Regions from separate parts of the Homo sapiens genome. Here region 2 is linked to region 1. A link is an interaction called in ENCODE POLR2A ChIA-PET data of the cell type or tissue named here. Cell type or tissue: HepG2. All regions are shown on one strand. Links, peaks and the distances in the headings refer to the core of each region. The heading gives the core; the rest is flanking DNA. Region 1 has its middle 19 kb from the start of TRIM8. Region 2 overlaps SUFU (SUFU negative regulator of hedgehog signaling).

Region 1 (8,934 bases), core at 5,279-7,778:
GGACAGCCGGGTACCCTCTAACCCTCTCCCTGTGAAACCCTTCATCCAGCAAATATCTCTCGAGCAGAAGCAAAACCCCTCCCATAGCCTGTGCCCTGCCCTGTCCCCTCACTGCCTTGTCTGACCTCATCACTTGCTACTCTCTCCCACCCCCAACACTTTCCAGCTGCCCTCGCCCCCTGACTCTTCCTGAAACAACATTTTCTGCCTGAGGCCTTTGCACTGGTTCTCTCTGCCAGAAGCATTCTAGCTCCAAGTATCCCCCAGATCTTGCCCCCCCAAATTCTGAGGTTTCTGCTCAATGCCACCTCCTCAGCCAGACTGCCCAGTCCTCCCTGTAAACACTTCCACACCCCCTCCCCTTCTGGTATCCCCTGTGCCCCCACCTGCTTTGCCTTCCTGGACTGTACTTATCGCCAACTCATGGTGACTTTTTTTTTTTTTTTTTGAGATGGAGTTTCATTCTTGTTGCCCAGGCTGGAGTGCAGTGGTGCGATCTCGGCTCCCTGCAACCTCCGCCTCCCAGGTTCAAGCAATTCTCCTGCCTCAGCCTCCCAGGTAGCTGGGACTACAGGTGCCCGCCCCGCCACCACGCCCGGCTAATTTTTTTGTATTTTTATTAGAGACGGGGTTTCACCATGTTAGCCAGGATGGTCTCAATTTCCTGACCTCGTGATCCGCCTGCCTCGGCCTCCCAAAGTGCTGGGATTACAGGCATGAGCCACCGTGCCTGGCCTTTTTTTTTTTTTGAGACGGAGTCTTGCTCTGTTGCCCAGGTCAGAGTGCAGTGGCACGATCTCGGCTCACTGCAACCTTTGCCTCCTGAGTTCAAGTGATTCTCCTGCCTCAGCCTCCCAAGTAGCTGGGACTACAGGCGCATGCATCACCACGCCCGGCTAATTTTTGTGTTTTTAGTAGAGACGGAGTTTTGCCATGTTGGCCAGGCTGGTCTCGAACTCCTGACCTCGGGTGATCTGCCCACCTCGGCCTCCCAAGTGCTGGGATTACAGGTGTGAGCCACTGCGCCCAGCCTCACAGTGACTTTTTTTTTTTTTTTTGGAGACGGAGTCTCACTCTGTCGCCCAGGCTGGAGTGCAGTGGTGTGATCTCGGCTCACTGCAACCTGCGCCTCCCAGGTTCAAGCAATTCTCCTGCCTCAGCATCCCGAGTAGCTGGGATTACAGGCATGTGCCACCATGCCTAGCTAATTTTTTTGTATTTTTAGTAGAGACAGGGTTTCACCATGTTGCCCAGGCTGGTCTCGAACTCCTGAGCTCAGGCAATCTGCCTGCCTTGGCCTCTCAAAGTGCTAGGATTACAGGCATTAGCCACCAGGCCCGGCCTCTCACGGTGACTTCTTTAGGGTTGATTGTCTAGCTCTTCCCCACAGATGATCAGCTCCAAGATGGCAGAGTTTGTTTTGTTCGCTGCTATATCCCTGACATTGAAGCAATGCCTGGAACAAGAAGGAGCTCAATAATGACTTATTGGATGAATGAATGAATGAAACAAACATACAGGCATTGTGCTAGGCCCTGAAAAAAAAATCAGAGCTGACTCACATTCACGTCCTCCAGGCACTCACAGCCTAGTTGGACATTAAGCCAGGCAGCTTGCAACTTAACCTGTGAACCACAATTAGTTAAAATCCAAAGTGAGGGAGCGAAGTGCATGGGAGTATGGCTGGCCCAAAGGAACATAAACATTGTGATAGCTGCGGATGCCTGAAAGTCACCTATGCCAGCACCAGACCTGGCACTCATATGCATCGTCTCATTACCCCTTAGCCACTCTCTGCAGAGGGGGCGGGGGCCACGAGGGCTGCACAGAGGTGAGACTTTGAGGCTAGAGAGTCAGTCCAGGCAGAGGGTCAGCAAGTCCAAAGCCAGTGAGGCATGGAAGCACGCAGGTTGCAGGCAGACTGACTTCCAGCATATGGTGTGCTGGGTGGAGACTAGGGAGCTGCAGCGGGCGGGACTGGCATTTGGTGTGGCTGGTAAGTCCCTCTTAGGCCACAAGCTGCACATCTGCATCCATGCCCCCTCCCAGCTCAGTGCCCTGCAGCAGGCATGCACATGGGTAGTGTCTGATGGCAACAACCAATTCACAACCAGGCAGCCAGGACATTTATTTTTATTTATGTATTTTTTTGGGACGGAGTTTCACTCTTGTTGTGCAGGCTGGAGTGCAATGATGTGCTCTTGGCTCACTGCAACGTCCGCCTCCCGGGTTCAAGCAATTCTCCTGCCTCAGCCTCCTGAGTAACTGGGATTACAGACGCCCACCACCACGCCCGGTTAATTTTTGTGTTTTTAGTAGACATGGGATTCCACCGTGTTGGCCAGGCTGGTCTCGAACTCCCGACCTCAGGTGATCCGCCCGCCTCAGCCTCCCAAAGTGCGGGGATCACAGGTGTGAGCCACCGCGCCTGGCCCAGGACTTTTATATGTCAAATGATTCACTGCTGTTTTTTTTTCCAGGTGGACCAGAAGTTCATACCACCTTTACACCCAGTTCTTGGAACACCCCTCCCTGCATTCTACTTCTGAGATGGAATTCTGTGCCATCTCTTTTTTTTGAGACTAAAGTCTCACTCTTGTCACCCAGGCTGGAGTGCAGTAGTGAGATCTCGGCTCACTGCAACCTCCATCTCCCGGGTTCAGGCGATTCTCCTGCCTCAGCCTCCTGAGTAGCTGGGATTACAGGCGCCTGCTACCACTCCTGGCTAATTTTTGTACTTTTAGTAGAGACGGGGTTTCACCATGTTGGCCAGGCTAGTCTTGAACTCCCGACCTCAGGTGATACACCGGCCTCAGCCTCCCAAAGTGCTGGAATTACAGGCATGAGCCAGTGCACCCGGCCATTCTGTGCCTTCTCTAAGCCCCCATGCTACAAGCTGCATACCACCTCATGTATCGCCCCCTGCTTGCCTCAGTGTAAATAATAATAATAAAAAAAATCTGTATCACAGAGCAGATGGGTCCTTTCTCAAGAAAGAGCCAATTATTGAAGATCTAGTGCAAGGAGAAGTCATAAATATCCCAGTTTGCTACAGTTGAGAGGCATTAACCACACAAAAGTGAAAGAAAACTGGTCTCTCGTGAAGGAAACATTCGAAGACCCCCCTAGTGCAGAGCTCTGGGATAAGTCCAGGCCACTGCACTCCAGCCTGGATGACAGAGCAAGACTCTGTCTCAAAAAAAAAAAAAAAGAGAGAATGGATATGGTAGAGACCACAGCTCTGTCCATCAGCTTTCTATTGGTTATGTCGAAGGACTTTCACTGTGACAGTGACATCCTGAGGTTGTGGGCTGTGTAGGAATTCCAGCAGGGTTGGAACACATGCTATCCTGGAAAGGAAGACAGACTTTGGGATTCAGGTGGAAGGACACAGTGTTAGGAAAGAAAGACGGAAGCTAAAGCTGAAGGAAGAAGCTCATGTTCTTGGGGCCAGCCCCTTCCTGGTCCAGGCGGATCCCTTCTCACCATAAGCCCCTCAACCCTAGCAGCCTCTGCCCCATACTGTGAAGTATTTCCCATTTCTCCCAGCCTCCAAAGAAGATTCTGGAAGCTTAGCCCTGGAAAAGCCTGAACCCCAGGCCCTGCCCCAGCTCTTCTGCACAGAGTATAAGACAGAGGCAATCTAGGGCCGGGCGTGGTGGCTCACGCCTGTAATCCCAGCACTTTGGGAGGCCGAGGTGGGCAGATCACAAGGTCAGGAGATCGAGACCATCCTGGCTAACACAGTGAAACCCCGTCTCTACTAAAAATACAAAAAAATTAGCCGGGCAAAATTAGCCGGGCGTGGTGGCAGGCGCCTATAGTCCCAGCTACTGGGGAGCCTGAGGCAGGAGAATGGCGTGAACCTGGGAGGCGGAGCTTGCAGTGAGCCGAGATCGTCACTGCACTCCAGCCTGGGCAACAGAGCGAGACTCCGTCTCCCCAAAAAAAAAAAAAAAAAAAGACAAAGGCCGTCTAAGAGTGCTCTCAATTTCCTTCCTTGCCCTCTTAACAAAAACAAACAGGACCCAGAGGATTCTAGAACCAGCACCAGAATCCGGGTTCTGGAGACCACTGTTTCTAAAGCTCCTCCAAGGAAGAATTTTCCAAAAACACGCAGGGAGACTTATTTTATTTTATTTATTTTATTTTATTTTATTTTATTTTATATTTTATTTTATTTTATTTTATTTTAATTTTATTTTATTTTATTTATTTTATTTTATTTTATTTTATTTTATATTTTATTTTATTTTATTTTATTTATTTTGAGACGGAGTCTTGCTCTGTCACCCAGGCTGGAGTGCAGTGGCGCAATCTCGGCTCACAGCAACCTCCACCTCCCAGGTTCAAGCAATTCTCCTGCCTCAGTCTCCCAAGTAGCTGGGATTACAGGCACCCACCAACATGCCCTGCTAATTTTTGTATTCTTACTAGAGACAGGGTTTCACCATGTTGGCCTGGCTGGTCTCCAACTCCTGACCTCAGGCAATCCACCTGCCTCGGCCTCCCAAAGTGCTGGGATTACAGGCATAAGACACCATGCCAGGCATTTTATTTATTTTATTTTATTTATTTTATTTTATTTTATTTATTTTATTTTATTTTATTTTATTTTATTTTTTATTTTATTTATTTTATTTTATTTTATTTTATTTATTTTATTTTATTTATTTTATTTTATTTTATTTACTTGAGACAGGGTCTCGCTCTGTCGTCCAGGCTGGAGTTCAGTGGTGCAATCACAGCTCACTGCAGCCTTGACCTCCCAGGCTCAAGGGATCCTCCAGCACTCAAGTGATCCTCTTGCCTCAGCCTCCTGAGTAGCTGAGACCACACATGCCAGCACGTCAGGTTAAATTTTTAATTTTTTGTGGGTTTTTGTTTTGTTTTGTTTTGTTTTTGAGACAGAGTCTTGCTCTGTGGCCCAGGCTGGAGTGCAGTGACACGATCTCGGCTCACTGCAAGCTCTGCCTCCTGGGTTCACACCATTCTCCTGCCTCTGCCTCCCGAGTAGCCAGGACTACAAGTGCAGGCCACCACGCCCAGCTAATTATTTGTATTTTTAGTAGAGACGGGGTTTCACTGTGTTAGCTAGGATAGTCTCGATCTCCTGACCTCATGATCCTCCCGCCTCAGCCTCCCAAAGTGCTGGGATTACAGGCGTGAGCCACCGTGCCGGCCTTTTTTTTTTTTTTTTTTTTTTGATATGGAGTCTCGCGCTGTCACCCCAGTTGGAGTGCAATGGCGCCATCTCGGCTCACTGCAACCTCCGCCTCCCCTGTTCAAGCGATTCTCCTGCCTCAGGCTCCCCAGTAGCTGTGATTGCAGGTGCCCACCACCACACCCAGATAATTTTTTTTTTTTGAGAGGAAGTCTTGCTCTGTCCCGAGGCTGGAATGCAGTGGCACGATCTCTGCTCAGTGCAACCTCCGCCTCCCAGTTTCAAGCGATTCCCCTGCCTCAGCCTTCCAAGTAGCTGGAATTACAGGCATGTGCCTTCACGCCCAGCTAAGTTTTTGTATTTTAGTAGAGACAGGGTTTCACCATGTTGGCCAAGATGGTCTCCATCTCCTGACCTCGTAATCCGCCTGCCTCAGCCTCCCAAAGTGCTGGGATTACAGGTGTGAACAACCGTGCCCGGCCCAGATAATTTTTTTTATTTTTAGTAGAGTTGGGCTTTCACCATGTTGGCCAGGCTGGTCTCGAACTCCTGACCTCAAGTGATCTGCTTGCCTTGGCCTCCCAAAGTGTTGGGATTACAGGCATGAGCCACCGCGCCCAGCCTAATATTTTAATTTTTTATAGAGACAGGATCTCCTTATACTGCCCATGCTGGTCTCATCAAGGGATCCTCCTGCTTCAGCCTCCCAAAGTGCTGGGATCACCTTAGAAGAGGGGCTGTAGTGTGGTGATGTCTGTCTGGGGATACCCAGGAATCACGACTCCAGCTCCTTCACCTCCCACACTTTCATAGGGTCAGCCCTGCTCCCATTTCTTAGTAGGCCAGAGTGGGAGGTTGGGGAAGGACATGCCTCTGATCCTCCCTCCAGGGCCTCCTCCCCCAGAATTTACAGGCTGCAGAGGTGGGGTAGGGAATCCCCCAGGCGGCTAGATGGGTCCTGGGTCCTGAAGTTGCGAATCGAATTGGTTCTCCCCCACCCTCGGATGGGAGAAGATGAGGGTGTCTTAGGAAGGCCATGGTGACAATGACAGGATCTGAGTGGGAGAGTGTTAGCAAGGCCTGTTAAGAACCCTGAGGTGAGGTCACAGCTTGGAGAGAGGGGCCCTGGGGTGCGGACTCAGTGGGTCAGGGCATCCACCCTCGTCTCCTGCCTCCCACCCCAGGGTGCCCTTTGAAGCTGGAGGGGGCTTTGAGCTGGGGTCTCCTGGCCAGATGCGCTGGGAGAAGGGGTGGAGCCGATCATCCCCTAGGCCTCGCCCTCTCCACCCCCACCCTTCAGACTCCCTTCTTGGCCCAAAGACCGTTTCCGGCAGTTGCAGGGGGCACCCATCACCCCCCAGGCTCCTGCCTTGCAGCTGTTCCCCAGCTGCCCTGCCCCACCCCAAAGACAGCTGGGAGCGAGGCCGAGGGAGGGGGCAGGAGCGGCCCAGCTGCTTGGCTCCGGGCTGGGATGGGGAGGGCGGCAACATGAAAGAGCTGGGGCCGGCAGGCAGCAGAGGAAACCACCCCCACCCACTCCCTCGCGGTGGCCTCGCTGCGGGCTCAGCACATCTGGGCCACAGGAGCTGTCGGCCCCAGTCTGTGGGGTAGGGAGACGTGGTCAGATCCCCAACCCTTCCCGGAAAGGGGAGGCGTGATGGCCTTTGGGGGAAGGCAGGAGGGGAGGGCTGGGCACTGGGGCACCTGTGGCTGCAGCCAGCCCTCCAAGGGGCCACCAGTTCAGGGCAGAGAAGGCCCCTCCGATGACTTCTGAATAAGCCTGTTCCCTGGGGCAGCCCCAGCTCTTTCTGGGCCTCCTCTGCCCCGACCCTTTTGGGAGCTGGGTGACAGCTGCTCCTACAAAGCCAGGGACAGCTGGGTGGCTGGGGACAGCTGGGTGGGTTAGCGTCTCCCTGCTTCCCTGGCTGCCTAGGGAACCCCCCCCAAGCCAACTCTGGGCAGCTGCTGCTTCACCTATAGATGTGTGCCTGAGCGTGTCATTGTCTGGAGTGGGCTTCAAAGCTGGGACATGGAGGGGCTCAAGCCCATCCCATTCCCACCAGAATGTCCCCTCCACATCTCAGTGGATTGACGCACCTGGGGAAAGGGCCTCTCCCCTCAGCCAAAACAAAACTAGGCCAAGTGGGAAAGAAATTAGGCAGCTTTTTATCTTGGCTCCCAACTCTTGGCACGGGGGATGTCTCAGGGCTCCTGAGAACTGGAGAAAGGGACAGTGAGACAGAAGCAGATTTGAGTGGAGTGAAGTGACTGTCCACCGGCACCTGCCCCCAGGCATCCTGCACCCTGGGCTGGAGGGGCACTGTGCTCCAGTCATTTCCCCACTCCCTTTAGCCCCAAACAGGTGCACGGGGAGGGAAGGGGTAGGCCAGCTGTTGTCATACTGCTCCTGGCTCCCTGCCACACTGGGGAGGGGAACAATGAAGCAAGGGTCCACCACCCCACCCGAGTCATCCTCTACTCCCTCAGGGCAGGAAGGCGGAGGCAGTTAGCAAGACCAAGGCTATGGTTTGGTCTGGCCAGCCCCAAAGTCTTTATTTTTCTTTTTTTTCTTTGAGACAGGATCTTGCTCTGTTGCCCAGGTTGGAGTGCAGTGGCAAGATCTCAGCTCACTGCAACCTCCACCTCCCAGCCTCAATCAAGCAATCCTCCCACTTCAGCCTCCAGAGTAGCTAGGACCACAGGCCCGTGGCACCACGCCTGGCTAATTTTTCGTTTTAGTAGAGATGGGGTTTCACCATGTGGCCCAGGCTGGTTTTGAACTCCTGAACTCAAGTGATCCATCCACCTTCAAACTGCTGGGATTCCAGGCATGAGCCAACGTGCTCGGCAAGCCTTTATTTTTCTGAGGGGAGGGGTGGCTAGGGGTCAGTGAGGCTTGGACCACTGGCATGGGACTTTTTTTTTTTTTTTTTGAGATGGAGTCTGGCTCTGTCACCCAGGCTGCAGTGCAGTGGCACGATCTCGGCTCACTGCAACCTCTGCCTCCCAGGTTCAAGCGATTCTCCTGCCTCAGCCTCCTGAGTAGCTGGGACTACAGGCGCCCACCACCATGCCGGCTAATTTTTGTATTTTTAATAGAGATGAAATTTCACCACGTTGACCAGGCTGGTCTCGAACTCCCGACCTCAGGTGATCCGCCCATCTCAGCCTCCCAAAGTGCTGGGATTACAGGCATGAGCCACCGCGCCTGGCAGGAATGGGACTTTACAAGGCTGTCTGCCTTGTCCTGGGCTTCCTGGGGTGGGTGGCATTCAGGCCCGGATTCTGCCCAAACAAGAAGAAAGATAACTAGGCACCCAGCAGATTACAGAAGTGCATGGGCTGCGGACTTACAGCTCTGTGCAGAGCATCAGGCAACAACCGGAGCCTTTTTGAAGGTGAGGCCCCTCTCCAGAGAAGGGCCTTGGGGGTGTCCCAGCTTCCTCTCCCCGCAGTGGCCTCTGTGACAAGCAGCAGGGAGGACCCTGACCACCACAATGGCAGCACTTCTCTAAACCCAGGATATGGGAGAATAGAGTTAAAAATGCAAATTCCTGGGCTCTCAGAGATTCCCGATGAGTCTAAGCTAGGCCTCAGGAATCAGCACCCTTACCCTTTTTTTTTTTTTTTTTTTGAGACAGGGTCTTGCTCTGTTGTTTTGTTGCACAGGCTGGAGTGCAGTGACTTGATCTAGACCTACTGCAACCTCTGCCTCCCAGGCTCAAGCAGTTCTCCCACCTCAGTCCCAGAGTAGCTGGGACCACAGGTGT
Region 2 (3,945 bases), core at 62-2,561, 64 kb after region 1:
CACACAGTGACTGACTACTGGGGATTCTGCCCACTGAAATGGATGTGAGTTAAGGCTGCAAGCACCCTGCCATGAATGGGCAGGTGCCTCTAACACACCTTTCTGGGTTCTGGGTAGTCAACTAGCATCTGGTCCCGCCACTCCTTCCCCTTGCATTCAAGTCAGTGAGATGCTAAGATCATCTCTCCACCTTGGTCTATCCCAGGAAACTCTGCCTCTCCATGGAGAGGCAAGGGCCAGGAAGTGAAAGAGTTCCCTTGGTGGGATTATTTCTTTGTAAGGTGCTTTGCTGGTCTTTGGGATGAAGCTTACTAGTCTGGTCCCCTGTATTGAGATTTGGATCTAAATTTACCTCTGCAAACTGTAAACAGATACAAAAAAGCAAATTAAAATTAGTTGCTCAAAGAGTGGCCTTAGAGTGGGAAGGAGATGATTACTAACTTTTCTAACTATTTGACTTGTTACAGTGGAATGGATTACTTTTACAATTTTTAAAAATAGCCAGTAATGACTGAAATTTTAGACAAGACTATGACTCCCTCTTTAAATCACCTCTTTTGTCAAAAGCAACCAAATGATTCCAATAACTGTATACCCTCTCTTTGAGCCTCCAATAGGCTTGGCATGCCATTAGAACAAACAGGAAGGAAAGAAAGGGCTTGGCCGGGTGCGGTGGCTCACATCTGTAATCCCAGCACTTCGGGAGGCTGAGGCGGGTGGATTGTTTTGAGCTCAGGAGTTTAAGACCAGCGTGGGCAACACAGCGAAGCCCTGACTCTACAAAAAAATACAAAAATTAGCTGGGCGTTGGTGGCTCACGCCTGTAGTCCCAGCTACTTGGGATGCTGAGGCTGGAGAATCACTTCAGCCTGGGAAGCAGAGGTTGCAGTGAGCCAAGATCAACCCACTGTACTCCAGCCTGGGCAACAGAGACCCCTGTTTCAAAGAAAAAAAAAAAGAAAGGGCTCAAATATTTGCACTAGGAGTTTAAGTTTGTCCTTTACAGAACGAACAAAAACCTTTTATAAGTGTTATCATATATGTAAGGATTTTATTCAGGGCTGTAGACATCTTATTCTTCAAAAAAAGAAAAGATGGAAGAATGAAGAAAGGAAGTAGACAAAGAAGCTGTCAACACATGTATATGTAAGTGGCTGCTTCTCCTTTGCAGTTAGCTGGGGACGCCCTCTACTAAAAACCACAACTGTTTCTGTAGCCAAGATCAGCACAGGGAGATTCCAACAGGACAGCCACATCCTCCTTCCCAAAGACCCCATCCGGAACACGGTGGGTCCAGAGGCCCTGCCCACAGCCCCTAACCCTGTATCTATATGACAGGAGGTGGGCAATTTGCAAGCCAGCCTCACACTCAGGCCTCATTTGTTGAAGGCCTGGGAGGGCCCGAGGCCAGAGTGATCCTTGGATCTGGCATGGCCTTCAGGCCAGAGCTGGGCCCTGTGTCAATTCCGTGGGTGGCCGACACTTTTCTCTTGCACTTGGGTGGACTATGGACTTTTCCTGTAACTGTTCTGAGGCTTCCACTCACCTCCATGACCTCAGATTGCAAAGGGCATATCTAAAACACAACGGTGCCTGCTGGTGATGCATTTGAAATACACACAGGAAACACAACTAGGAATGGGCCAATAAAGCTCCCTTAATTCCGCCCTGCTGGAAGACTTCACTTGCTGTTTAAATCATGCCAGGAAATAAACTATTGAATGGGTTGTTTTTGTTAGAGACCCATCCTAGAGAGACTGGAAACCAGGCCCTGGGGAAAAGGAAGGAGGAAGGCTGGTGGAATGCTGAGTGATGGCTCCCACCTTTGCCAGAGAGTCGCCGGGGCTGTGTGCCGATGCAGATGCTCCGGCTGTCCTCGTCATCCTCGGGGGGCCGGCTCAGGTCATCCCAGGCACACTTGGCACTGACACCACTCAGGTTGGAGCCATCTGTCTCGATGCCTTTGTCAACTCTCTCCTGCTTGAAAAGAACCAAAGAGCCAGAGTTCTTTCAGAGAACTGGTGACCCAAGGTGACCACCCTTTCAGCCACTGCTCTTACAGTATTTACTGAGCCCTTGTGGTGCTGAGCATGGGACAAATGCTGGAGAGCAGGATCTCTGACCTTGTTCTGCCCTGGTTACCAATGCATGATGGTCTCTGCCAGCTCCTGGACTCCTCCAGGGGAACCAGGGATTAGGGGAAGCCAGGAGGAATGCAAATCCCAAGGGAAACATCTCTTCTACCATCAGCCTTCCAGCACAATGGCCTCTACCTGTTTCAGAGCCCCAAACCTGTCCCCGCCACGCTGGCTGGTGGGGCTGATGTGGCCATGAGAGAGCCTACTTCTCTGAGGAGAGGTGTGATCCTTCCTCTCCTCCCGATCTTCAGGCAGAACCTCCCAGTCACTGCTATAGAAAACAGGGTGGAAGCCTGCCACAGGCAACAGGCCACACCTGCAGTTTCCCCTTCTAACAGCTAGAGGGTGTGGTCACACAGGGAAGAGCCACTGGAGAACAAAGGCTGGACTTCCCTAGATGCATTGGTTCCCTTGTTTAGCAAAGGACTCTGGATGGAGATTCCTTCCCATTTCTTAGACTGAAATGGGGGCCTAGAGTGCAGTGACTATCTGCAGACACCCTTCTCTCCCCATCGAGACCCTGCCTTTGTGCAGGCCTTGGTACTGCTGAGTACAAACACTCTCCAAATGGCTTCAAGGAAGAGTTGTACTCAAAACATCCCTGGATTTTCTGGTAAAACACAGTTCATTGATGCTGGACCTTGAATTAAAAGTCATCTGGAAGGCTCTATGTCCATGTGGGCCAAATCAAGCTTGTGACTGAGCATCTCAACAATAATCTGTGCTTCCCGGCTCCACAGGTACCACACTGGCCTGCTGATCAGCCCAGAAGCCCCATGTGGGAGAAGTACAGGTACTGTCCTTATTTCCTGGGACCAGTCAGCAAGTGGCTCTGCCCCAGACGCCTCCTTCCCATCAGTCATCTCCTCCTTTCAAGTGCTAATGCTGGCCTGGGCAAAGCTGTGGGTTCCGAGCAGGAAGAGGCTAAGCAGGGAAGCGCTCTGTGTACTCTGGGCAGGGAGCATGTATACCCTGGTGTGCTCAGGGGATAGTCTGAGCTTTTTCCTCTGCACTGGCTGCCCTGGGGTCCCTCACTTAGGTAAAGAGTTGCAGACAGACAATTCTTGGCTCAACTTGTCTGGGCTATTTACTTTATAAGTAAAAAGAAAAAGTTAAGACCCAGAAGGCGAGGGACTTATTTGGGCACACAGCTGGTTAGTGTAGAGCTTGAATCACAGGAATATATGCCAGCTCTAAAGAGACTGATAGCAAGCAGGCCCCAGAAAGGCACAGTGAATACAGAGGAGTTCACACTTGGTGCACAGAGCCACCAGGAAAGAAAGCTGTCCTTTGTTCCTGTGGGACCCTGGCTTGCTTTCAAAGACCACTAGGTGCTCCGGGTCCTGTGGGCTGCTCTCAGGGGATCCTGCAGACTAGGAAGAACAGCCCTTGGCATGGAAGGACAGCTGTTTACCCTACTAGTGCAAAGGACCAGGTTCTTTCTTAGTACTTGGCACTTATGACAGGGGCCAAACAACGGCCCACAGTGCCCCATGCTGGATCCCAGTGTGGCTACAGAACAAGGGCTTAGGGAAAGATAGCCTTCCTGGTTCCTGGTTCTTGCATATGCAGAAGATACAAGGAAACCAAGTTTAAAGCAGAGAGAACAGAGGATCCTGGCAGCAGTTTGAAATGTTCAGTGTTAAAGGCACTAGGAAAACAGAGGAGCATCATCTGTGAATGAAGAGGATTTATGCCCAAGAACTCACAAGTCTACAGTGAAGAACTCAGGGGCTGCTGGCTACATGTCCATCTGCCACCTTTCTCTTGCTCTAACACATGGAACTCCCGGCAACTGCCTGTGGCC

What was found. ChIA-PET counts read pairs that join two places held together with the same protein. Peaks named below come from ENCODE experiments on the same cell type or tissue, not always from the same donor. Only the 100,000 strongest peaks of a DNase experiment are listed, where the experiment ranks them.
Region 2: POLR2A ChIA-PET joins it to region 1 with 10 read pairs; 7 of 35 experiments call an interaction of 5 or more read pairs at or near these places.

What each region holds. Positions count from the first base shown.
Region 1 is chr10:102,659,054-102,667,987 of GRCh38, reverse strand. No RefSeq gene overlaps it. Among named protein-coding and RNA genes, the nearest start is that of TRIM8, 19 kb to the right of the region's middle. RefSeq lists a silencer at 6,661-6,720. In HepG2, for the core only: no CTCF peak of the experiment used is centred there; a DNase peak (open chromatin) is centred at 6,667; H3K4me3 peaks cover 590 bases.
Region 2 is chr10:102,595,172-102,599,116 of GRCh38, reverse strand. It overlaps SUFU (SUFU negative regulator of hedgehog signaling), which reads right to left. Exons shown (of 12, transcript NM_016169.4): 7 at 1,824-1,977. Among named protein-coding and RNA genes, the nearest start is that of TRIM8-DT, 46 kb to the left of the region's middle. RefSeq lists an enhancer at 1,365-2,341. In HepG2, for the core only: a CTCF peak has its summit at 2,485; DNase peaks (open chromatin) are centred at 1,506 and 2,486.